Regions from separate parts of the Homo sapiens genome. Here region 1 is linked to region 2. A link is an interaction called in ENCODE POLR2A ChIA-PET data of the cell type or tissue named here. Cell type or tissue: Caco-2. All regions are shown on one strand. Each heading gives the region's core, and the rest is flanking DNA. Links, peaks and the distances in the headings are about the cores only.

Evidence for each region. ChIA-PET counts read pairs that join two places held together with the same protein. Peaks named below come from ENCODE experiments on the same cell type or tissue, not always from the same donor. Only the 100,000 strongest peaks of a DNase experiment are listed, where the experiment ranks them.
Region 1: POLR2A ChIA-PET joins it to region 2 with 5 read pairs; 4 of 35 experiments call an interaction of 5 or more read pairs at or near these places.

What each region holds. Positions count from the first base shown.
Region 1 is chr12:130,958,498-130,970,710 of GRCh38, reverse strand. ADGRD1 (adhesion G protein-coupled receptor D1) reads right to left here. Exons shown (of 25, transcript NM_198827.5): 3 at 4,165-4,248. LOC124903054 (a long non-coding RNA gene) reads left to right here. Exons shown (of 2, transcript XR_007063527.1): 2 at 1-535. Among named protein-coding and RNA genes, the nearest start is that of ADGRD1, 11 kb to the right of the region's middle. RefSeq lists an enhancer at 11,693-11,987. In Caco-2, for the core only: no CTCF peak of the experiment used is centred there; no DNase peak of the experiment used is centred there.
Region 2 is chr12:130,857,875-130,870,087 of GRCh38, reverse strand. It overlaps the pseudogene RNU6-1077P. Among named protein-coding and RNA genes, the nearest start is that of RAN, 8.1 kb to the left of the region's middle. In Caco-2, for the core only: no CTCF peak of the experiment used is centred there; DNase peaks (open chromatin) are centred at 6,607 and 7,668.

The sequences.
Region 1 (12,213 bases), core at 4,755-9,754, 100 kb before region 2:
ATCGTTTACAGAATAAATAAGTGAAGACTGTAAAAATCAGGAGCGAGTAGGATTTACTGTTAACTGGGGTCATAATCGCTCAGAGATCTTTGCTACCACATGGGTCAGGGAGAATGTCTGAGCCCCCGGCAGCCGTCAGCCCAGCTGAAGACACACGGGAGAGCTAACAGGGTCTGTGGACCTGACCCCAACCCCAGCTCAGGCTTTCCAGCTATATTGTCACATGGATAACCGACTCAAGGGACCTCAGTGTTTTTCCTTACTGCTTTTAAACTCATTTTTAAATTTTATCCCATTTTTGCTGAGGGACACCTATATATTGCAAGGTTAAATGGATCACTAGTGGTTGCGTAATTGAGCTAGGCTGTATAAACCCCTAAGTCAGACTGCTTGACTGGAAACATTAATTTTGGAAGCCAATCACCTTACAGTTGAAAGAGCAGTCAGTTTTTGTGTTGAAAAGGATCACAGGGTAAGATTGACAGGGTCAGAACTGGCTTCTATGCTGATCTAATAAATGCCTCAGTTGCTACTACCCCTTTTGCTTTGAGCTTCATGTTGAGCCATGTAGGCTCTGGAGGTTATCAGATAAGACAATAATTTAACTATGATTCTTGTGGGTATATGTTTCACAAACAGCTTTTAATGATTTTTTTAAAGTCCAGCTACAGACGAAATGCTGATTTTAATGTTTATAAGAAATCAAATGTTTGATGAGGTATTTTTAAATTAACTTTAATTTTCCATTAAAATGGCATGCTTTTCCTCCCCCAAAGAAGACAATTCATTTAAAAATCCAAACAATCTCTATGTCTAGAAAAGGTCTCATCTTGGGTCTGTTTTGTTCTGAAAACAAGCAGCTGGCTTAGACAATCCTGGGAACTTGAAAGAATATATATACCTTCTAGTGCAGTGGTCCCCAGCATTTTTGGCACCAGGGACCGGTTTCATGGAAGACAATTTTTCCATGGATGGGTTGGAGAGGTTGGTTTCGGGATGATTCAAGTGCATTACATTTATTGTGCACTTTATTTCTGTTATTATTATATTACAATATGTAATGAAATAATTGTACAACTCACCATCACGTAGAATCGGGGGAGCCCTGAGCTTATTTTCCTGCAACTAGACGGTCCCCTCTGGGGGTGATGGGAGACAGTGACAGATCATCGGGCATTAGATTCTCATAAGGAGCATGCAACCTAGATCCCTCACATGTGCAGTTCACAGTAGGGTTTGTGCTCCCAAGAGAATTTAATGCTGCTGCTGATCTGACAGGAGGTGGAGCTCGGGCGGTAATGTGAGCGATAGGGAGCAGCTGTAAATACAGGTGAAGCTTCACTCACTCACCCACCACTCACTTCCTGCTGTGCAGCCCAGTTCCTAACAGGCTACGGATTGCTGCCAGTCTGTGGCCCAGGGACTGGGGACCCCTGTTCTAATGTATTGCAATCTTCCTTTAGACTTAACCCTAGTGGTTATTTTTTAACACCTTGGATCTGCTGTCTTGACTGGGACATTTGCTCACTTGCTAGCCAAGACATAGTGAATTCAGATACTACCAAACAGAATTGGCCTTAGAATTCATCGTAGATCCAAACTTGACAGAACGAAGAACAAAAGTACATAAATGCTCACCTACAGTTGCAGAGAGATTTGAGTAGGCAGAATCATTGGAATACACAAAAGTAGCATTACGGGAAGGAAGCACAGTGAGCTTGTGGGTTCGGGACGCTGGGTGAAACAACAAAAAGAAAAAGCACAGCAAGTGAGTGAGACAAAAGACAAATGGGACCAACATATCTCTCAACCTGCAGCAGGCACCAGGAGGGGCTCTTTCATCCAAGAGCACCCTGGACTTTCTCTTCGGACCTCACATCCCCCAGCCTCCACCACCCTTGTTTACTTTGGTCAGCAGCTCGGCCACTCCAGTGGCCCCACTCAGTTCCCACACCAGGGCGTGATGGCTGCTGAATTTGGCCGCAAGCGATAGTTCTAATTTTCTGGCTCCAACACATAGGCAGATACTTAGTTGAGAGATATGAAATTGAACTTGGCCACTCATAACACAGGCTCAACAAAAGGATGAATGGTTATGATGTCACAAGAACTGATGAGACAGACACTCTGCATGAAAATGACTGCGTGAGATGATGACAAATGGACAAAACGACGGAGAGTTCGGCAACAAACGACAAAGCCGCACATCCTCAAAAGGCTTGCCAAAGCTATTCACCTGTTCCCCGCAGCAAAATGTGCTGATGGGGTCTATTCTTTTCTTTTCTCCCTTAAGAAGGCTGTAATCAATTCAAATATGCCAGCATAGCATTACAACCTAGAGAATGCATCCAGTAGGGAAGTGCAGAGAAACCTTCCACATTGCAATGTTCCAGGACTAACACGGATATATTAGTGCTTTACTGGAAGTCAATATATTCAGGGAGCAAAATTCAGCCACAGTGTGTAACTGTATCTGTGTGAATATATCACCTTAGGAGAAGAATTTTTCATAGGTAAAGGTTTCAAAGCACCAAGAGTTACTGATTTAAGCCACCACAATGAGTTCAGGTATAGGGGTGAAGAGAGAAAGACACTGACAGTTATTCAAGCTTTTGTTTGAAAAAACTCCTAGCATTTTAGTTGCTGGGTCCTGGAACAGTGAGCTGTTTCAAGAAGGCATTTCCACTTGGTGAAATGACCCCCTTTCCATGGCTTTAAAATAAAGGCCTTGAAAAAAGAAAACTGGATGCCAACAAGGGAACGTGGTTCGTTTGAACCCGAGCCAGTGGTGAAACAAACTTGCACAAGGGCTTTCTCAGCCCTGCCAGGCCGACCCTTTGGAAAAGACATCTGGCTGTAGGGTGGTTTCCAAATGTGGCCATGTTGCTGCCCTACAGGCAGGCGGATGAGAGCGATGCTGGGCAGGGAGCGCGTGGCACCCACGCAGGTGCCCTTCACGGAGCGCGTGCTCCTCAACGGCGCCCCAGTCTGAGAACACCAGCAACAGAGGCAGCACCGATGGGTCTCAGTTTGCAAATTTTAAGGAAACATTTCAGAAGCTTCAGCGGTGATGTCCAGCAACACATTAAATCACAGGAGTAAGGAAAATGCCAGTGTGTCAATGTGGAAATCACAGTCACCAGCAATACATGGTTTTAAAAATAAAACGCCTCCCACGGAACAGGGACGACCGAAGCACGTGCTAGGATTGCTGTACGGTAAACCCTCGCCGCCCATGTCAGCCATCTGACATGATCAAGAGCAATCAGTAAATAAAAATAAAAATGGAAAACTGTCATACAAAGCTTACGGTTTTTAAAAAGTCCTTATTAGAAAGGGGAAAAAAATACCCAGAAAGATGTGAGGTTTCTCCTACCAGCAAATGTCTGAATGAACTCAAACAGACTATTTGGAATTGGGCCTCACTGGAAACGTCTTAGGCGATGCTTAATCTTTTCAAATGGAGCTGATGTGTGGGGAAGCTGACTGGTAGATGGGGATGCGTTTGCTGAATGAAACGGGGGCCCTTCAAACATGTGAGTTGGTCTTAGTTGGCATGACCTTTGACATCTGCTTCATCAATAGGCCCCTGCTGTGGTCAGTGTGCAGATGACGCTAGTCCATTCAACGTAGAAAACAGACGCCTGACTTGCACATAGAGGCATCCTCAGGCCAGCTTCTGTTTCAAGATTGTTGGGGAAAATGCACATTTTAATCATATTTTGAATCAGAAATTCTCCCATTCAATACGCAATAGCTCTCTCTATAAAAATTCTAGTAAAATGCTTCGTGGCCTGGCACAGTGGCTCACGCCTGTAATTCCAGCACTTTGGGAGGCCAAGGCCAGAGGATTGCTGAGGCCAGGAGCTTGAGACCAGCCTGGCAACATAGCAAGACCCCATCTCTACAAAAAAAAAAGCTTTGAAATAACTATTACGGGAAGTTACACAAGTATTTGTTCATCTCTATCACCGTGGCTTCAAAGCAGATTGTGTCCACATCTGCTCCCCGATGGCCCTGGGATTCCCCGGCCCACAGTCACTCTCAGCACCCACGTCCCCCAATGGCCCTGGGATTTCAAGGCCAGCCACTCTCAGCACCCACGCCTCCTGATGGCCCTGGGATTCCCGCGCCCACAGCCGCTCTCAGCACCCGCGTCTCTACCTCCAGTTGTATCCTGAAGTTCATGGATCCCATCCACATTCTCCAGTGGCCAGTAATGGGAAGCAGACGCCAACACCTGAAATCCTTGGGGAAAAAAGAATAAAAATTTTAAATCATCATTAGAGAGGAAAGAACCAGAGGGTAAGAACCGCTTAGCACACACATTATGGGGGAAGAGTAAAAGGATCCCATGTCTGTGGGAGATACTGAAAGCATATTTAATAAAATTCAACACACACTCTTGGTTAGAAAAAGAAACTCTTAAATTAGAAGTTGGTAAATAGTTCCTTAACTGGACAAAACAGGGTAAATAGGAATAGATGCCTCTTGTTGCATGAAAACAGAAGCCACTGCATTTACTGGTGACACACTAGAAGCTTGCCCATTCATGTCAGGAAAAGATAAGAATGTTCCATATCCCGCTGTTATTTACCATTATTTTAGAGTTAATATCAATGCAATCACACTATAGAAACAAATAAGGGTAAAATCATTTTAAAAGAGGAGAAAACTAACATGAATGGTATGCCAGACACTGAGGTCCTTAACAAGCACTTCCTCACTTCATGCTAACAATAATCTATAAGAAAATTGAATTCTTAGCCTATTTGTAAAGACAGGAAATGAAAGTCTTGCACAAAATCACACTGCCAGCTCATTGTAGACGCAATACTCACTTTCTCAATTTAATCCTGGTCATTCTATTTTCCCTCTATGCTTCCTCCACACTAAGCATTACTCAGTTTGAAATTTCCTTCGTGATCCTTATACTTTGAGTAAACATAACTTTATGCAGGTATGTTATTTTCTATTCTGCTCTTCTCATTGAATGCTATATGAATTATTTCTTTGTTTCTATCTAACCCTCATAATTGAGTTTGGGTAACAGTCTCTTGAGTGGCTGCCCCATAACATGTTATGCCATTCTTCTGTTAATGAACAATCAATAGCTTCCATCCTTATTCGTACAGGTGGCGCTGACATGAGTGGCTTTATGCATACAATTTTAGTCTTCTCGGGGATTAGTCCTCTGGGATTCATTCACAGAAGTGGAAATAATGGTTCAGATGACTAAACAATAATCAACTGCCCCAAGCGACTGCTAGATCATAGAAAAGGACAGACTAATAGTCTCTATGTTAGTCCTTGTTTTTTTAAAAAAAATACTTTTTAAAGAGGAGATAATAAGATCATTATTTTCAAATGATGTATGCCTGATAACCAAAGTGGAAAACGATTACAAATAAGAAAAGAATTTCGTCAGTGAAACACTATTACAAACAACAAAAGAATTTAGCAAGGAGGCTTGTACAAATTTAATATACAAATGTCAATTGCTTTTCTGTATTCCAACAATAATGCTACAAAAAAAGAAGAGTTCTCCTAAGTGCAGCCAACAAAAAGAAAATATTTATGAAAACAAGAATAAGAATTGTACAAGATTTTCATGAAGAAAATAAAAAATAATAATTCTGAGGGATGTGAAAGCACCCTCGAATGCATGAAGGATTCAACCTATTCTTGGAAAAGCCGACTCAATGTCGTAAACTATACTTTAATCTATGAGTATTAGAAAATTTGTTGTAAAAATGCTGAGAGAATTTTGTGGGGGACATATCTGATTATGGAGTTTATATAAAAAATAAGAAAGAAAATCTGGAGAAGAAACAGAAGAGGATAAAGAGAGGAGATTCACACTCAATGATAAGGCACAGCATGAAACTACAATAAAGATGGCTGATTGTTACACGCGGATAGACAGTTCAGCGGGAGAAAAATCCACAAAGATGCCTAAGTACATATGGAAATTCAGTTTGTGATAAAGAGGGTCTTTTATTTTTTATTTACTTATTTATTTTTTGAGATAGAGCTTCGCTGTTGTTGCCCAGGCTGGAGTGCAATGGCGCGATCTCGGCTCACTGCAACCTCCGCCTCCTGGGTTCAAGCAATTCTCCTGCCTCAGCCTCCCAAGTAGCTGGGATTACAGGCACCGACCACCATGCCCGGCAATTTTTGTATTTTTAGTAGAGACGGGGTTTCACCATGTTGGCCGGGCTAGTCTCGAACTCCTGACCTCAGGTGATCCACCTGCCTCAGCCTCCCAAAATGCTGGGATTACAGGCGTGAGCCAACGCGCCTGGCCCCAAAGCTGGTCTTTTAAATTAGAGGAGAAATATTATTCAACAAAGACATTGGAACCAGTTCACCACATGGAAAAAATTAAGATCCCAACCTCACTCTTTATACCAGAACAATTTCCAGATAGATCAAAATTTACATGTAATAAAATAAAACAAAACACAATCAGAAAACAAAGTTTTCTGTGCATATTATATAATATGTATTATATAATACATATTACAGAAGGGTACTGATTTCTTTTTAGAGGTATTAAACGTATTATATTAGTACAACTCCTACTATTAAAAAGAACCAACCGAATATTGAGGCAAAGGAGATAATCAAATAGTTCAATGAAAAAGAAATAAAAATTACGTATAAATATATCAAGTGATGCCCAACCTTGCTCATAAGTTTAAAAAGTATATTAAACAACAATGAGCCTATCAGAGTTCACCCATCAGACTGGCAAGCAAAAAGTTAGCTATACTAAGCTGGCAACTTCCACCACATTTCTGATGGGAGTTCAAATCAGTACACCCCTTCTGAAGGGTAATTTGGCAGTATCTATCCCAATTTTAAGTGTACATTCCCTTTGATCTAGTAATTCCACCTCTAGGAATTTATTCTAGAGATACACTCATACATATGATCAAAGACCTCTGTGCAAGGCTTGTTTGTTGTAGAATTTTTTAATAGTATCAGAAACCTGAGAACAGCCTAAATGCTCATCTACAGAGCGCTGGCTAAATAAATATGGCACATCTACACTCTGGACTGGAATACAGCTGGGACGAATACTAAGGTTCATAAATGAACTTAGATGGCATATTCTTTCATTGATATTGTCTAATTTTTAAAAAGATGATAAAAATGTGTACACTATGAGCTATTTGTGTAAAATATAGTTGGTTCAGGGCAGGGATGGAGAGAGAAGAAGAGAGAGAGATGTCTGGAGAGATACTGCAGAAACCAATACTGCTGTTTTGGGAGTGAAGAAATCGAAAAGCTGAGTGCGAGATGTAAGAAGAAGATTTACATTGCATTATCTTTCTGTTCTATTTGAATTTGAATTTTTCTTTCTTTTTTTTTTTTTTTTTTTTTTTGAGACGGAGTCTGGCTCTGTCGCCCAGGCTGGAGTGCAGTGGCGCGATCTCGGCTCACTGCAAGCTCCGCCTCCCGGGTTCACGCCATTCTCCTGCCTCAGCTTCCCAAGTAGCTGGGACTACAGGCGCCCGCCACCACGCCTGGCTAATTTTTTGTATTTGTAGTAGAGATGGGGTTTCACTGTGTTAGCCAGCATGGTTTCGATCTCCTGACTTCGTGATCCGCCCGCCTCGGCCTCCCAAAGTGCTGGGATTACAGGCGTGAGCCACCGCGCCAGGCCTCTATTTGAATTTTTCAATCTGTATTCCTTTAGAAATATTTTAAGGCTTGCTTTCACAATTGAAGTGCCATAGGTAGTTATGAACATACCATCATTTTCAGATAACTGACGCACCCCATGTAATATCTGAATTTTTGTTCACAGGGCGCCCAACATCCACACGTGTCCTGTTCCTTGGTTCCACTTTTCAATTTGCATCTGTCCCTCCAGTTTTATGTACACAAGCTCAAAATGTAAGCCAGGAACAAAGTTAACTCTGTAATATGAGCTAAAGAGAAGTATCTAAACAATAACTTAAGTGTCTTGTTACTCTCTAAATAAAATAGCCCTATCTAGATAAAGTAGCACATTAGAAAGTAAGGCCTGACTTCAGTTGATTTCCAGTGGGGATAGTTCTACTATTGTAATGCAATATGAAGAATCTGAAATGCAAAAATCAAAAAGATTCATTTTCATTCCCACTGTGCTTTTTTTCCCCCTAAAGTCTAGGATATTCATTTTGAAGAGGACAAAACCTCATTGACTTGTTATTCAAGTCATCTGGGAAAAAAAATTGTAAAAGGAAATAACATCTGTTATACAAAGAACAGATGTGTCTTCAGAATCCTCATCTTTATAAAATAAACCCTGTGGACGATAAAGCCCTTCCCATTCTTTCCATTTACAAATGGCCACAATCAGTCCTGGCAGAAAGGCTGACAGAGTAAAGTGATGGTGTCTCGTTCACCCCAAAGCCAGCCAGAGTTCATAGGTGGCCAGTGATGAGAAGAGCAGGGTTGAGGCCAGAACACTGCCTTCTCTCCACACCACTGCACTTCAGACAAGTGTAAAACACCTCAGTTGCCACAGATGTTTTGCAACTAGCAACACTGACTGGAAACAAGCAATGAAGGGGCTGCAAGCTGTGACACCCGCAGGGGACGGCGAGTCCTGAGAAGTGACTGGACAGAGTCCAGGGATGGCATCCAAGGTAGTTAACAAGCTGGAAGGCACAGGCCAGACTCATCAGAGCAGATGCTGGAAACCATCAGCTGGCACCACTGCAGTCGTAGGGCAGGAGAGGCGGAGGCGACGTGGAAAACTGTGCCCTGTCTAAATTAAGTAGTGCCTCCTGATGCCGAACGAAGCATTGCGGCTCTGCAGGAAGCTTTGCCCAGGATTGTCAGGTCTTCATTTTTTAAAGCAGAGTCAGAAATTCAGATTTTTTTTTAAAGCAAAATCTATCAAAATTTTAATGTTAGCAATTTTTTAAAATAAAACATTGTGTGGTGCTAATGGGATGGGCTGAATTCAGCCCACAGGTTCCTTTTCCAACTCAAGGAGTAAAATAACTCATAGTCCTACAAGTTTCATCAGAGCAAGAAAGTCTCATTCTTTCGGGAAAAAGGCACTCTGTGGCATTTTTCCCATTGAGAAGGTGGCATGAGACCACCTAACTCTGCAACCACCTTGATTTTCACCAAACTCTTCTAAAGACTAAACGTCTTCTTAGGCAGGTCAGCCAGCCAAGCAAAACCATGGCCCATTTGAGGACTCCAAAACAACCCCAGCCTGCAAAACAAGTAGCAGGGGACAGAGCCAGAGAGAAAATGGAGGAGGGGTGGGGAGGAAGAGAAAGAACGAGAGAGAGAGAGAGGAAAGGGCAGAGAGAAAAAGGGGTATTTTCAGCCCACATCACCACAGTTCTTCAGAAATAATTTATCATCCATATGTAATGTTTTATTAAGTTTGGTGTGTGCGTGTGTCAGAGACAGACATAGGAGAGAGATGAAAGACAGAGTATTAATACTCAAAACAACTTAATAAAACCTTTAATTTTTCCTTTTCCATTTTTCTTCCAGATTTCCCTATTCTTCTTCCTTCCCTGTTACTTACTCCTTGTGTGCGTTCAGGGAAACCTTTATCCCTTGGTTTCCTGCAGGGAAATAATCTTCAGTGTTGCACTGACTTGGTCCAGCTGGAATCTATATCACACAGAGGAATGCCGGCCCCTGCCGATGGTCGGGCTGGCTTCGTGGCTCCATCCTCCTTGGCCTCCAACACATGGAGCTCATTTTTCCTGCATAACTTTGCCTGCTGTTCCCACTGCCTGGAATGCTGATCCCCACGTTTTGTGTAGCTCATCCTGATTCAGGTCTCAGTTCACAGGACCCCTCCCCTCATGCCACCCCTTCGTCGCCACCACCATCCACTCTTTCTTTCAGGTCCTTATTTGGTTTTCTCATGGCATTTACTATTGTTTGGGATTTTTTTGTTAGTATATTTGTGTGTTGTCTCCTATATCAGACTCTGTTCCTTGAATGTTCTATTTACATTGTATCCTCCATGTCTAAGACAAGGGGCCCAGGAGGTGTGTGTGTATGTGTGTGTGTGTGTGAGAGAGAGATTTTTGCATTTGAAATCTCCCAAATTTTTAATGTTAGCAATTTAAAAACTAACTATACAGGTAGAATGAATGATAAAATGCAAAAATAAATAAATAAATCAATAAACATAGAATATAATTATCTGTATAATTCTAGTATTTAGAAAATCTCTATTTGCCAAATTTCCATTTCTTCAATCGGATATAAACATTGTTTTTTTAAAATTCTATTATAAATACTATGAAGATGAAGAATCCAGTTTCTGCCATGGCCTAGCAGTTCTGACAGTTCTTTAGAAACTCTAAGGCATGATGGAGATCTAAGGAATGATAATTACTGTAATTATCTGCTTGGCCTCCCAGACCCCTAAATAGAGCGGGTGAAGTGAGCCGCCCCAAACTTCTGGAAACGGCTGGAGCCAGCTGTGCCATGTGCCCCAGGACCAGGAAACTGCTGGGTAATGACATGCTTTGGGTTTGTTTTAAGTTCTCTTTTCCTCATTACAAATGTCATGTATAAAATGGCATGCTTATAAACTTTTTAAGAATGGCCTGCAATTTATTGGCCAGTGCCATTTATGGATTCAGATTAATCAACCATCACAGCTTCATAAGGCTGTCCCCTGGGGAGCAGAGGCAAGAAATTGGGCCGCCTGAGGCCCTGGAAAAGCTTCCAGATGTGGGGAGGGGCCCGGACTCTGCCGACCCTGGATTTCCCTCTCCAAACCTACCTCCTGGCTTCCCTGTAAAGTGAGAAGTGGCTCAATAGTCCCCACGGTCCCTCAACTACGACATTCTATAATGCCTCCAGAATGACCATCTATGGTCACAGATAAGCACAGAGTATGCAAAGGCTTAAAATGATTTCAAGTTGTTTGGCAATTACTTACAAAATGAAACACCTCTCTACATGGTAAAGATCTGGCAAATATCTGGCTACCTCTGCCAGTGTAGACAGGCAAACCAGGTAATACAAGCCAAAACAGCCACCTGTGAGCCGAATGCATGCTGGTTGGCTAGCTTTATTGACGCGGTTTACCAGATGACTAGCAAATCTTCAGTGACTGTGCACAGACAAGTCAATAAATATATAGATATTTTTTGAGACAGGGTCTCACTCTGTCACCAAGGCTGGAGTGCAGTGGTGTGATCACGGTTCACTGCAGCCTTAAACTTCTGGACTCAAGTGATCCTCCCACCTCAGCCTCCCAAGTAGCTGGGACTAGAGGCATGCACCACCATGCTCAGCTGAATGTTTATTTTTTATAAAGGTGGGGTCTCACTATGTTGCCCAGGCTGGTCTTGAATTCCTGGGCTCAAGTGATCCTCCTGGCTCAGGCTCCCAAAGTGCTGGGATTCCAGGAATGAGCCACTGCGCCAGCCCAACAAATATTTATTGCGTGTCTCCTATGCATAAGGCACAGTGCTGAGTGCCAGAATCAGAAAACAAGAAATGCTTAATAGTTCTGAGAACCTTTAACAAAATACTACAGTTTGGTGTGGCCGTGGTGGAAAGTAGGCTGGCGTTTGGAAGATCAGGCTCTCGCTCTATACTGGAGACTCCTCCTTAAGGCTCCCCCAGCACCTGAGCGAACCTATGTCCCGGTACTGACCACTCGGCTGCTGTTTTCCAAGAATCTCTGTCTGTGTCTGTCTCCCCTAATTCCCCTCACGCTGTGAGCTTCTTGGGCTTAATATTGTGTCCTCTGAGCCCTGTGACCTTGAGCAAATCGCTTGGTCTGTCTGAAAGACACGCTTCTCCACCCGCGGTGCGAGGGCGTGACACCACCGCAGGGCTCTCGCAAGGATGATGTAAAATCATTGAAAGGCCCAACGTGCAGACAAACTGGCCGCTTTTCATAGCTGTTTAGCACTCTTTAGAATGAAATGCTACGTGTTAAGGAGCTGTTCTCTTGCGATGGAAACAGGTTGTTTCTGTTGGTGTGTTTGTGACGCCCGTGCCCGTCATGAGCGCTCCTGAGGAGACGCGCCAGGGCCAGGCTTCCTCTGCCAGAGCTGCCCGGGGGCAGGCGAGCCTCAAGGATGGAAGCTGGAGCATGAAGGAGGCCCCTAGATTCTGCTTCACACAGACAGCCAGGGATGCGGCTTTTCAGCAGGAAACGAGGTGAGCAGAGCCTGAGATGTCGGAAGAGAAGACAAAAAGGAAGGACTGGGG
Region 2 (12,213 bases), core at 4,413-9,412:
CCTGCAATGTTCTATTTCCTTTTTTTTTTTTTTTTGAGACAGCCTCACTCTCGCTCAGGCTGGAGTGCAGTGGTGCGATCTCGGCTCATTGCAACTTCCGCCTCCCAGGTTCAAGTGATTCTCCTGCCTCAGCCTCCTGAGTAGCTGGGATTACAGGCATGCGCCACAACACCCAGCTATTTTTTTTATTTTTATCTTATTTTTATTTTTAGTAGAAACAGGGTTTCATTATATTGGAATAGGTAATCGAGTGGTCACTTTGGCAGCACGTATACCAAAATTGGAATGATACGGAGAAGATTAGCATGGCCCCTGCGCAAGGATGACAATTTTTTTTCTTCTTCTTTTTTTTTTTTTTTTTTTTTTGAGACAGATTCTCGCTCTTGTCACCCAGGAACTGCGGAGAGAGGTCATAGAAGAGTTTAACCTTACCTGCAATGTTCCATTTCTTTTTTAAAAAATGGTAATCAGGGCCGGGCACGGTGGCTCACGCCTGTAATCCCAGCACTTTGGGAGGCCAAGGCGGGCAGATCACGAGGTCAGGAGATCGAGACCATCCTGGCTAAACCGGTGAAACCCCGTCTCTACTAAAAATACAAAAAATTAGCTGGGCGTGGTGGCGGGTGCCTGTAGTCCCAGCTACTCGGGAGGCTGAGGCAGGAGAATGGCGTGAACCCGGGAGGTGGAGCTTACAGTGAGCAGAGATCGCACCACTGCACTCCAGCGTGGGCGACAGAGCAAAACTCCATCTAATCAGGCTGGGTGCAGTGACTCACGCCTGTAATCCGAGCACTTTGGGAGGCCAAGGCAGATGGATCACTTGAGCTCAGGAGTTTAGGACCAGCCTGGGCAACATGGTGAAACCCATGTCTCTAAAAAAAAAACAAGAAAGAAAATTAATTTTAAAAATGGTAATCAAAGCAAGGTGACAATATATTAACCATTTGTATAATTCTGGGTGATGAGAACATCAGTGTTTATACCTTTTGGCGTTTTTTCCCCTACAAGAATCCAGTCGAGGATTGCATGTTACGCTTTTAACTTGTTTCTCAGGCCTCCTTAGTCTCTAGTTTTTTTTTTAGAGACAGGGTCTCTGTCACACAGGCTGGAGCATAGTGGCTTACTGCAGCCTGGAACTCCTGGGCTCAAGTGATCCTCCCACCTCAGCCTGCTTAGTAGCTGGGACTACAGGCATGTGCCACCAGGCCCAGCTAATTTTTTATTTATTTTATTGTAGCAATGGGGTCTCACTATGTTGCCCCAGCTGATCTCACCTATATACCTATATGTGATTTTATAAAGACGTAATTAGGTGTGTGTGTATATATATGACTTTTTTTCTCTGAAATGTTTGAGGTAAGTGGCAAACAGGATGCCCTTTGATGTGCAGTTCTTAAAACCAAGGACATTCTGTTACATAACCACTGTACACTTATCAAAATCAGGCAGTTAACATTGCTCTAATTTGATTATCTAATCTCGACCCTTAACTGTCAGATGTCTCACTAACACCATTTGCCTGGTTTAGGATCCAGTCCGGGATTGCATGGAACGTTTGCTTGTCAGCCTCCTTAGTCTATTTCCATCTACAAGTCCTTCAGCCTTTCTTTATCTTTCATGACCTTGACACTTTTTGCAGAGTTTTTTTTTGGTTTTTTTGAGACAGAATCTCTCTCTGTTGCCAGGCTGGAGTGCACTGGCATGATCTTGGCTCACTGCAATCTCCACCTCCCGAGTTCTGGCATTCTCCTGCTTCAGCCTCCTGAGTAGCTGGGACTACAGGCGCACGCCACCATACCCACCTAATTTTTGAATTTTTAGTAGAGGCGGGGTTTCACGATGTACCATGTTGGTCAGGATGGTCTCGGTCTCTTGACCTCGTGATCTGCCTGCCTCGGCCTCCCAAAGCGCTGGGATTATAGGCATGAGCCACCGCGCCCGGCTGAGTATTTTTTTTCCCCCAAGACAGAGTCTTGCTCTGTCGCCCAGGTTGGAGTGCAGTGGTGCGATCTCAGCTCACTGCAACCTCTGCCTCCCGGGTTCAAGTGATTCTCCTGCTTCAGCCTCCTGTGTAGCTGGGATTACAGGTGCCTGCTACCACACCTGGCTAATTTTTGTATTTTTTGTAGAGATGGGTTTTCACCATGTTAGCCAGGCTGGTCTCAAACTCCTGACCTCAGGGGATCCACCCACCTGGGCCCCCTAAAGTGCTGGGATTACAGGCGTGAGCCACCACGCCTGGCCTTGCAGAGTATTTTAGAGGCCAGGTATTTTGTAGACTGTCCTTTCATTTGGATTTCTCTGATACTAGCTCATGATTAGATACAGGTTATGCAGTTTGGGTAGGAAAACCACAAAAGTGATGTTGTGTCCTTCTTAGTGTCTCAGATCAGGAGGCACAGGGTGGATTTTGTTTTGTAGTGACAGGGTATTTCTCTGTCACCAGGGTTGGAGTGCAGTGGCGAGATCATGACTCACTGCAACCTTGAGCTCCTGGGGTCAAATGATCCACTCACCTCAGCCCCCCGAGTAGCTGGGAATACAGGCAGGCACCACCACACCCAGCAATTTATTTTCTTTTTTGTAGAGATGGGGTCTTGCTACATTGCCCAGGCTTATCTCAAACTTCTGGCCACAAACAATTTTCCTGCCTTAACTTCTCAAAGTATTGAGATAACAGGCATGAGCCACTGCATGTGACCCAGAGTGATCTTTTAAAACCATATCAGAGGCAGGGTGTGGTGGCTCACACCTGTAATCCCAGCACTTTGGGAGGCCGAGGTTGGCGGATCATGAGGTCAGGAGATCAAGACCATCCTGGCTAACATGGTGAAACCCCGTCTCTACTAAAAATACAAAAAATTAGCCGGGCATGGTGGTGGGTGACTGTAGTCCCAGTTACTCGGGAGGCTGAGGCAGGAGAATGGCGTGAACCCGGGAGGCGAAGCTTGCAGTGAGCCGAGATTGCGCCACTACACTCCAGCCTGGGTGACAGAGCGAGACTCTGTCAAAAAAAAAAAAAATCAGATCATCCTCCTCCACTGGTAAAACCTGCAGTAGTTTTCTATCTGTCTCACTTAGATCCATGAAATCTGTAGCCAGGGAGGTACTATGGGCTCTAGCTCATGCCTACCTCTCCCACCTCGTCTCCTGCCTCTCTCCCTGTAACCTCACAAGACTTTCTGTATCTTACCCCAGCCAAATTTATTCCTGCCACAGGGCCTTTGCACTTACTGGTCCCTCTGTTTAAAAGTATCTTCCCTTGGCTGGGCACGGTGGCTCATGCCTGTAATGCCAGCACTTTGGGAGGCCAAGGCGGGCAGATCACTTGAGGTTAGGAGTTCAAACCAGCCTGGCCAATATGGTGAAACCCCGTCTCTACTAAAAATACAAAAATTAGCCACGTGTAGTGGCACATGCCTGTAATCCCAGCTACTTGGGAGGCTGAGGCAGGAGAATCATTTCAGCCTGAGAGTTGGAGGCTGCAGTGAGCCATAATCGAGCCACTGCCCTCCAGCCTGGGCAACAAAGCAAGACCCTGTCTCAAATAAACAAATAAACAAGATGCTCTTCTCCACATATCTTAGCCTGGCTGGCTCCTTCTCACCTTTCAGTCCCCTGACCACCCCTAGGCTTTCTCCACTTCAGCACCCACTTTCTTTTCTTCAGAGCACATTATTGAGAACATATTGCTTAATTATTTACGTGCTCGTTTTTCAATCTTTCTTTTCTTCACTAAAATAAGTGGCATACCATGTCATGACATTCAAAGTATCTAGCGCAGAGCCTGTCACATAACGTATGCTTAAACAATATTTATTGAAATATTGAATAAATTACTCTTTTTTTGTTTTGTTTTTTAGAGACACAGTCTTGCTCTGTTGCCCGGGCTGGAGTACAGTGGCATGATCATAGCTCACTGCAGCCTCGAACTCCTGGGCTCAAATGAACCTCTTCTCTTAGCTTCCCAAGTAGCTTGGATTACAGGTGTGTGCCTTCTAGGTGAATGAATGACTCTTGACCCCTTCTGAATACAGAAAGAGGAATGAGACACAGCAGCATTATATTCTAATGAAAATAATAGGCCAGGCATGGTGGCTCACGCCTGTAATCCTAGCACTTTGGGAGGCTGAGGCAGGTGGACTACCTGAGGCCAGAGGTTCGAGACCAGCCTGGCCAACAAGGCGAAACCCCATCTCTACCAAAAATACAAAAAATTAGCCAGGCATGGTGGCGGGTGCCTGTAATCCCAGTTACTCGGGAGGCTGAGGCAGGAGAATTGCTTGAACCCATGAGACACCCGGGAGGCGGAGGTTGCAGTGAGCTGAGATTGAGCCACTGCACTCCAGCCTCGCAACAGAGCAAGACTCTTATCAAAAAAAAATAATAATAATAATAAATATGCAGGCCTATTGAATGTTAATAATGGTACTTCATGGCAAAGACTAATCTTTGCATACACTGCACTCCAGCCTGGGTGACAGAGCGTGACCCTGACTCAAAATTTTTTTTTAATTTAAAAATAAAGGCTGGACACAGTGGCTTATGCCTGTAATCCCAGCACTTTGGGAGGCTGAGGTGGGAGGATCACTTGAATCCAGGAGGTCAAGACCAGCTTGGGCAACATAGTGAGACCTCGTCTCTATAATTTTTTAAGGTTTTTTTTTGAGATGGAGTCTCGTTCTGTTGCCCAGGCTGGAGTGCAATAGTGCGATCTGGGCTCACTGCAAGCCCTGCCTCCCAGGTTCACGCCATTCTCCTGCCTCAGCCTCCCGTGTAGCTGGGACTACAGGTGCCCACCACCACACCCGGCTAATTTTTTTGTATTTTTAGTAGAGACAGGGTTTCACCGTGTTAGCCAGGATGGTCTCGATCTCCTGACCTCATGATCCGCCCGCCTCAGCCTCCCAAAGTGCTGGGATTACGGGTGTGAGCCACCTTGCCCGGCCCTTAAGGTTTTAATAAAATGTTTAAATAGAATTGTTTAAAATCTTTTAAAATTTTATTTTATCTTTTTTTTTTTTAGACAGAGTCTCACTCTGTCACCCAGGCTGGTGTATAGTGGCATGATCTCAGCTCAGCTCACTGCAACCTCTGCCTCCTGGGTTCAAGCGATTCTCCTGCCTCAGCCTCTGGAATAGTTAGGACTACAGGCATGTGCCACCATGCCTGGCTAATTTTTGTATTTTTAGTAGAGACGGGGTTTCACCATGTTGGCCAGGCTGGTCTTGAACTCCTGACCTCAGGTGATCCACCCACCTCAGCCTCCCAAAGTGCTGGGATTACAGGCATGAGTCACCGTGTCCAGCCTGTATTTTTTTTTTTAATTTAAAAAATAAAAAAAAAATTTAAATAAATATTTAAAAAATAAAAAATAAATAAAGATGAAAATAGTGCTGAGTGTACTCTTTGGTGGCCCATACGAAACAGAACCTTCAAGGGCGTCATCTGACCTGTGCTGGGGTGAGTAACAACATGCTTTCCATCTGAACTCATTGACAGCGTTTTAAGATTGGATGGTTTTATGTCTGGAAATTCTTTGATCCCCCTCCATTGAAAAGGTTGATTCTAATTAATGTCTCCTTGAGTGTGGGCTGGACTTAGCAACTTATTTATAACAAGTGGAATATGTCATAATTGACAGTGTGTTACTTTGGAAAGTAGGTCACAGGGGCTCTGTGGCTAGAATCACTCACTCTGTGTGGACCTGGTCACCGTATTGTGAGGACAAACACAGCCCTATGGACAGGTTCTTGTGACAAAAATCTGAAGTCCACTGCAAAGAGCCCATATAAACCCGCCAGCCAGCCAGGTGCGGTGGCTCATCCCTGTAACCCCAGCACTTTGGGAGGCCAAAGCAGGAGAATTACTTGAACCCAGGAGTTTGAGTCCAGCCAGGGCAACATAGTGAGACCCTGTCTCTACAAAAAATAAAAATAAAAAAATTTAGCTAAGCGTGATGGTCTGCGCCTGTAGTCCCAGCTACTCAGGAGGCTGAGGCCAGAGTATTGCTTGGGCCCAGGACATCAAGGCTGCAGTGAGCTATGATCCTGCCACTGCCCTCCAGCCTGAGCAACAGAGAGAGACCTGGTCTCAAAAAAACAAAGCAAAACACTGGAAAACCTGCCAGCCACATGAGCGCGCCATCCTGAAATAAAATCTTCCAGCGCTGGTCCAGCCTTCAGGTGACTGTAGCCTTAGCTGACATTTTACCTGCAAATTTCATGAGACCTGGATCCAGTTAAGTCACATAGAAACTGTGTGAGATAAAAAGGGTTGATTGTTGTTTCAAGCCATTAACTTTGTTAATGTACTTTGTTAATGTACTGAGTACTTTGTTACACAGTAATAGATAACTAATATGAAAGAAAAGGATATTTCACATAAAATCCAGGTATCTGGATTCCTTTGAAAATCATAATAAGATTGGAAGGCATTGAGCCTCCTTTCTTGTGTGGCTACAACCTTCTGGAGGTATATAGCCACTGCCCCCTACAGACGGGGCAAATGCTGCCAGCTGCCATTGCCCCTAGCCCGCCATTCCCTGTTAAATCTCAGACGCAGGCCTCAAGCCATTTGCCCCTTGTCATCTGGTGCTCAGCCTGTTCTGCATGTTTGCTTACCTGCCTGAGCCCTGAACTGTTTGAGTTGCGAAACTCTACTGAGTCTAAGAGGGATGAAAAATGCACAGATGTATTAGTTCACCCACCTAATATTTATTGAGCATCTGCTGTGTACCAGGCACTCTCCAGGGACTGGGACATTCAGTAAAACAGACAGAAAACGAACCTGAGAATTAAGTAACATCTATGAAATAGTGATAATTACTAAGGTGAAAAATAAAGTAGTTAAAGAAAATACAGGCCGGTCTCACAACTGTAATCCCAGCACTTTGGGAAGCTCAGGTGGGTGGATCACTTGAGGCCAGGAGTTTATGACCAGCCTGGGCTGGTGACACTCCATCTTTACAGTATATACAAAAATTAGCTGGGCATGGTGGTGTGTACCTGTAGTCCTGATTACTCGGGAGGCTGAGACAGGAAAGCTGCTTGAGCCTGCAAGGCAGAGGTTGCAGTGAACTGAGATCCCGCCACTGCACTCTAGCCTGGGTGACAGAGAGTGAGACTCTGTGTAAAAAAGAACATACAGGCCGGGCGCCGTGGCTCACCCCTGTAATCCAGCACTTTGGGAGGCCGAGGCGGGTGGATAATCTGAGGTCAGGAGTTCAAGACCAGCCTGGCCAACATGGTGGAACCCCATCTCTACTAAAAATACAAAAATTACCCAGGTGTGGTGGCGAGCACCTGTAATCCCAGCTACTCAGGAGGCTGAGGCAGGAGAATTGCTTGAATCCAGGAGGCGGAGGTTGCAGTGAGCCGAGATTGCACCACTGCACTCCAGCCTGGGCAACAGAGGGAGACTCCATCTCAAAACAAACAAACAAACAAACAAAAAACATACAGACGGTCGAAGGAAGGAGGTGGTTGTGCAGGTCGGGTGCCCAAGAGACCTTCCCTAAGATGGTAATGTTTGAGCAGAGACCCACAGAAGGTGAAGGAAGGAGCCATGCAGATATTTGGAGGAAGAGAATTCCAGCAAAAGGGAGGGGCAAGTGCAAAGGCCCCAAGGCGGGAGACTGCCTGGAGCTGTCCTGGGACAGCAAGGAACCCAGCTGGCTGAGGCAGGTGAGCACAGGAGAGAAGGAGGAGGGCTCAGCCAGGTGCAGAGAGGCGAACATGCTGGCTTTGTTATTGTGGAAGCTCGGGGTTAGGGTGAGGGCAAGGAGCCTCTGCTGTGGTCTGAATGTTTCCTCCCCCAAAACTCATCTGTTCTGATCCTAACCCTGAAGGTGATGGTATTAGGAGGTGGGGCCTTTGAAAGGTGATTAGGTCAAGAGGGTGGGGCCCTCACGAATAGGATTAGTGCCTTTAACAAAGGGACACCAGGGAGCTCCCTCACCCATTCCACCACCTGAGTTCAAGACCAGCCTGGGCAATATGGCAAAACGCTGCCAATGAATGAATGTTAAAAATTCTTAATTTTGGCTGGGCACAGTGGCTCACGCCTGTAATCCCAGCACTTTGGGAGGCTGCGGTGGGCAGATCACAAGGTCAAGAGATCGAGACCATCTTGGCCAACATGGTAAAAACCCGTCTCTACTAAAAATACAAAAATTAGCTGGGTGAGGTGGTGCATGGCTGTAGTCCTAGCTACTTGGGAGGCTGAGGCAGGGGAATCACTTGAACCCGGGAGGTGAAGGTTGTAGTTAGCCGAGATTACACCACTGCACTCCAGCCTGGGTGACAGAGCAAGACTCTGTCTCAAAAAAAAAAAAAAAAAAATTCTTAATTTTGTGCATGGCACAATATAATTTACAACTTTGTGTGTTTTCATTGCTAGTACTTTTATTTCTGTATATGTTGTTGTTAAATGAACTCTATTATTAATTCACTTATTGGGTGTATTTTTCTGGGTTCTTTGACTATTTCCACATATCGCTGTTTTTGGTAATCTTTTAAAGTATATTTAACAATACATTTATGAATTATATAATCTATAATTCACTTTTTTCAATTTATCAAATCCAATGGAGACTATAGCAGTGAAAAGTCTATGAACCAGAAGGCACCATCTTTGAACAAGACAGTGGGTCCTCAGCAGACACCCTATGTGCTGGTGCCTTGATCTTGGACTTCCCAGCCTCCAGAACTATGAGAAAGGAGTTTCTATTGTTTATAAGCCACTCAATGTATGGTATTCTGTTATAACAGCCTAAATGGAATAAGACAACTGCCCCCGTTAGGGCCAACAGTAATGTGTTTTTTATTTTTTATTTTGAGATGGAGTATCGCTTTGTTACCCAGGCTGGAGTGCAGTGGCACAATCTCAGTTCACTGCAACCTCCCCATCCTGGGTTCAAGCGATTTACTTGCCTCAGCCTCCTGAGTAGCTGGGATTACAGGTATCCTACCATGCTTGGCTAATTTTTGTATTTTTAGTAGAGATGGGGTTTCACCATGTTGGCCAGGCTGATCTCGAACTCCTAACCTCAGGTAATTCGACCTCCTCAGCCTCCCAAAGTGCTGGGATTACAGGCGTGAGCCATGGCACCCAGCCAGTAACATCTTTCATTCAGTGTTACCTGTCACTTTAGGAGAATCTAGTCTAATTAAGGAGGACAGAAAAAAATGTAGGAAAGCATAAGAATATAACAGAACTTCTCAAAGGTTGAGAGATGCCTGGGGCACTTCACAGACATAGAGTTTCAAAATGTACCTATTACATCTTCCACTATATAGTTAAATTTTCAGTATTATTTTTAGGGTTTCAAAAATTGTGGACCATTTTGAATTCTTGCTTTTACTGACTCTTCTAAGACATACCAACACCCAGTGCCACATAACTGTGCTATTCATAAGATAATTATAGGGTACCATCAGCTTCCCAGGGCTGCCATAACAAAACACCACACACCAGTAACTTACAATAACAGAAATTTATTCTTTCACAGTTCAGGAGGGTAGAAGCCTGAAATTGAGGTGTGGGCAGGGCCGTGGCCCTCTGGCGTCTCGAGGGGAGACTCCGTCCTGTGCCTTTCTCTTAGCCTCTGGCATTGCGGGCAACCCTTGGTTCTCCTTGGCTTGTAGACATATCACTCCAGTCACGTGGCAGTCTTTTCCCTGAGTGTCTCCCTGTCGCCTGTGAATGTGAGGCGTCTCTGTCTCTGTGTATCTCCGTCTCTGTCTTTCCTTAGAAGGACTCCAGTCACCAGATTAGGGCCCACCCTGATGACCTCATCTTAACTCCATTACCTCTGTAAAGACCCTATTTCCAAAACAGGCCACATTCATGGGTACAGGGGAGAAGAACTTCAACACATCTTTGAGAGACACAATTCAACCCACAGCACAGGTTTTAGAAATATGTGTATACTGGCCAGGCACATGGTGGCTCACGCCTGTAATCCCAGCACTTTGGGAGGCCGAGGCGGGTGGATCACTTGAGGTCAGGAGTTCGAGACCATCCTGGCCAACATGGCGAAACCCCGTCTGTACTAAAATATAAAAATTAGCTGGGTGTGATGGTGCGCGCCTGTAATCCCAGCTACTCGCGAGGCTGAGTCAGGAGAATTGCTTGAGAATGGGAAGCAGAGGTTGCAGTGACCCAAGGTTGCACCACTGCACTCCAGCCTGGGCAACAGAGCGAGACCCCACCTCAAAAAAATAAAAATAAATAAATAAACACTTGTATATTGGTCGGGCACAGTGGATCACACTTGTAATCACAGCAGTTTGGGAGGCCTAGGTGGGCAGACCACCTGAGGTCAGGAGTTTGAGACCAGCCTGGCCAACATGGTGAAACTCCATCTCTACTAAAAATACAAAAATTAGCCAGATGTTGTGGCATGTTCCTGTAGTCCCAGCTACTCAGGAGGCTGAGGCAAGAGAATCGTTTGAACCCAGGAGGAGGAGGTTGCAGTGAGCCGAGATTGTGCCACTGCACTCTGGCCTGGGTGATAGAGGGAGACTCCACCTCAAAAAACAAAACAAAATGAAATACATATATGTGTATTTACATACACATGTAAATATATTATATTTGCTTATATATAAATTCAGAATATACTTTGGTAGAATAGTTCAGAACCAGGGCACGAGTTGAAGGCTAGCCGGGTGGCCGCTTTCCCCTGTGGGTCCCCACAGTGTGTTTCAGGAGCCTGGTACATGACCTCACCTGGGTGGAGGTGGGGCAGCCGCAGCACTGCTGGCTCATCTGATATGACTCTCTGCTGTACACAAGAGTCACTGCATTGCTGAAGCCCAAGTTATTCAGACCTTCCACTACCAATAGACCTTCAGGCTTTTCTAGCTCGCTTTCCCACGAAAACAATGCAGCAGTTAATAGCCTTAAACATATGTGCTTGCACACTGGGGCTTTTATTTTATGGATCTTTAGATTCCTAAAAGGGAATTGCTAGGCCAAAGAGGTGTGTATTTTTTTTTTTTTTTTGTAAGATGTAGTCTAGCTCTGTCACCCAGGCTAGAGTGCAGTGGTGCAATCTTGGCTCACTGCAACCTCTGCCTCCTGGGTTCAAGCAATTCTCCTGCCTCAGCCTCCCAAGTAGCTGGGATTACAGGCACCCACCACCATGCCTGGCTAATCTTTTTGTATTTTTAATAGAGACAGGGTTTTGCCATGTTGGCCAGGCTGGTCTTGAACTCCTGACCTCAAGTGATCCTCTTGCCTTGGCCTCCCAAAGTGCTGGGATTACAGGCGTGAGCCACAGTGCCTGGCCTTTTTTTCTTTTTTTTTAATAGAGATCGGGTCTCACTATGTTGCCCAGGTGTCCCTGAAACTACTGGGACCAGGGGACCCTCCCACCTCAGACTCCTGAGTAGCTGGAATTACAGGCATGAGTCACCATGCCCAACTGAAAGTGTGTGTTTTCTATTTCTGTTTTCACTAGAAGTTGGGAAAATGGTGTCACACCGTGGTTTCAATTTTTAAATTCTATTTAAAATAAATAGAAAATATTTGATTGGTTAATGTGGAAAGTCCCTGGGTGTGGTGGCTCACGCGTGTAATCCCAGTACTTTGGGAGGCCAAGGTGGGAGGATCACTTGAGCCCAGGAGTTCGAGACCAGCCTCTATAAATAAGTAAGTAAATAAATAAACAAGTTAAACAAAAGTCAAGATGTGTGAAGAAGTTCATGCTGTTTCCTTCTCATTCACATAAACTGATACATGAAATAATTCTCTGAAAACTGTGGTAGCCAATAATGGCCACAAGGAGGTCCCTGCCCTGGTCGCTGGAAAGTGTCAATGTCCCCTTCCATGGCGAGAGAGAATTTGTATTTGCATGAAAGGTACAGATTTTCAGATGGGGAGATGATCCTGGATTGTGCAACTCTACTCTGTCTAATCAGTTGACTCCTCAAAAGTGGAGCCTATTTCTGATGGTGGTCAGAGAAAAAGATGCATGGAGAAGGGTCAGAGCGGTGCCACGTTGCTGGCACTGAAGATGGAGGATGGGTCAGGAGCTAGGACATGTGGGTACCTCTGGAGGCCAGGAAAGGCGAGGAAATGGATTCTTCTTGGGAGCTGGCAGAAAGCAGCCCCCGTCACTCCACGGATGCCTGCACCTGATGTCTGATCCCCACAACTGCAAGATGGCAAATCTGTGTTGCTTTAGGCCACTAACTTTACAGCAAT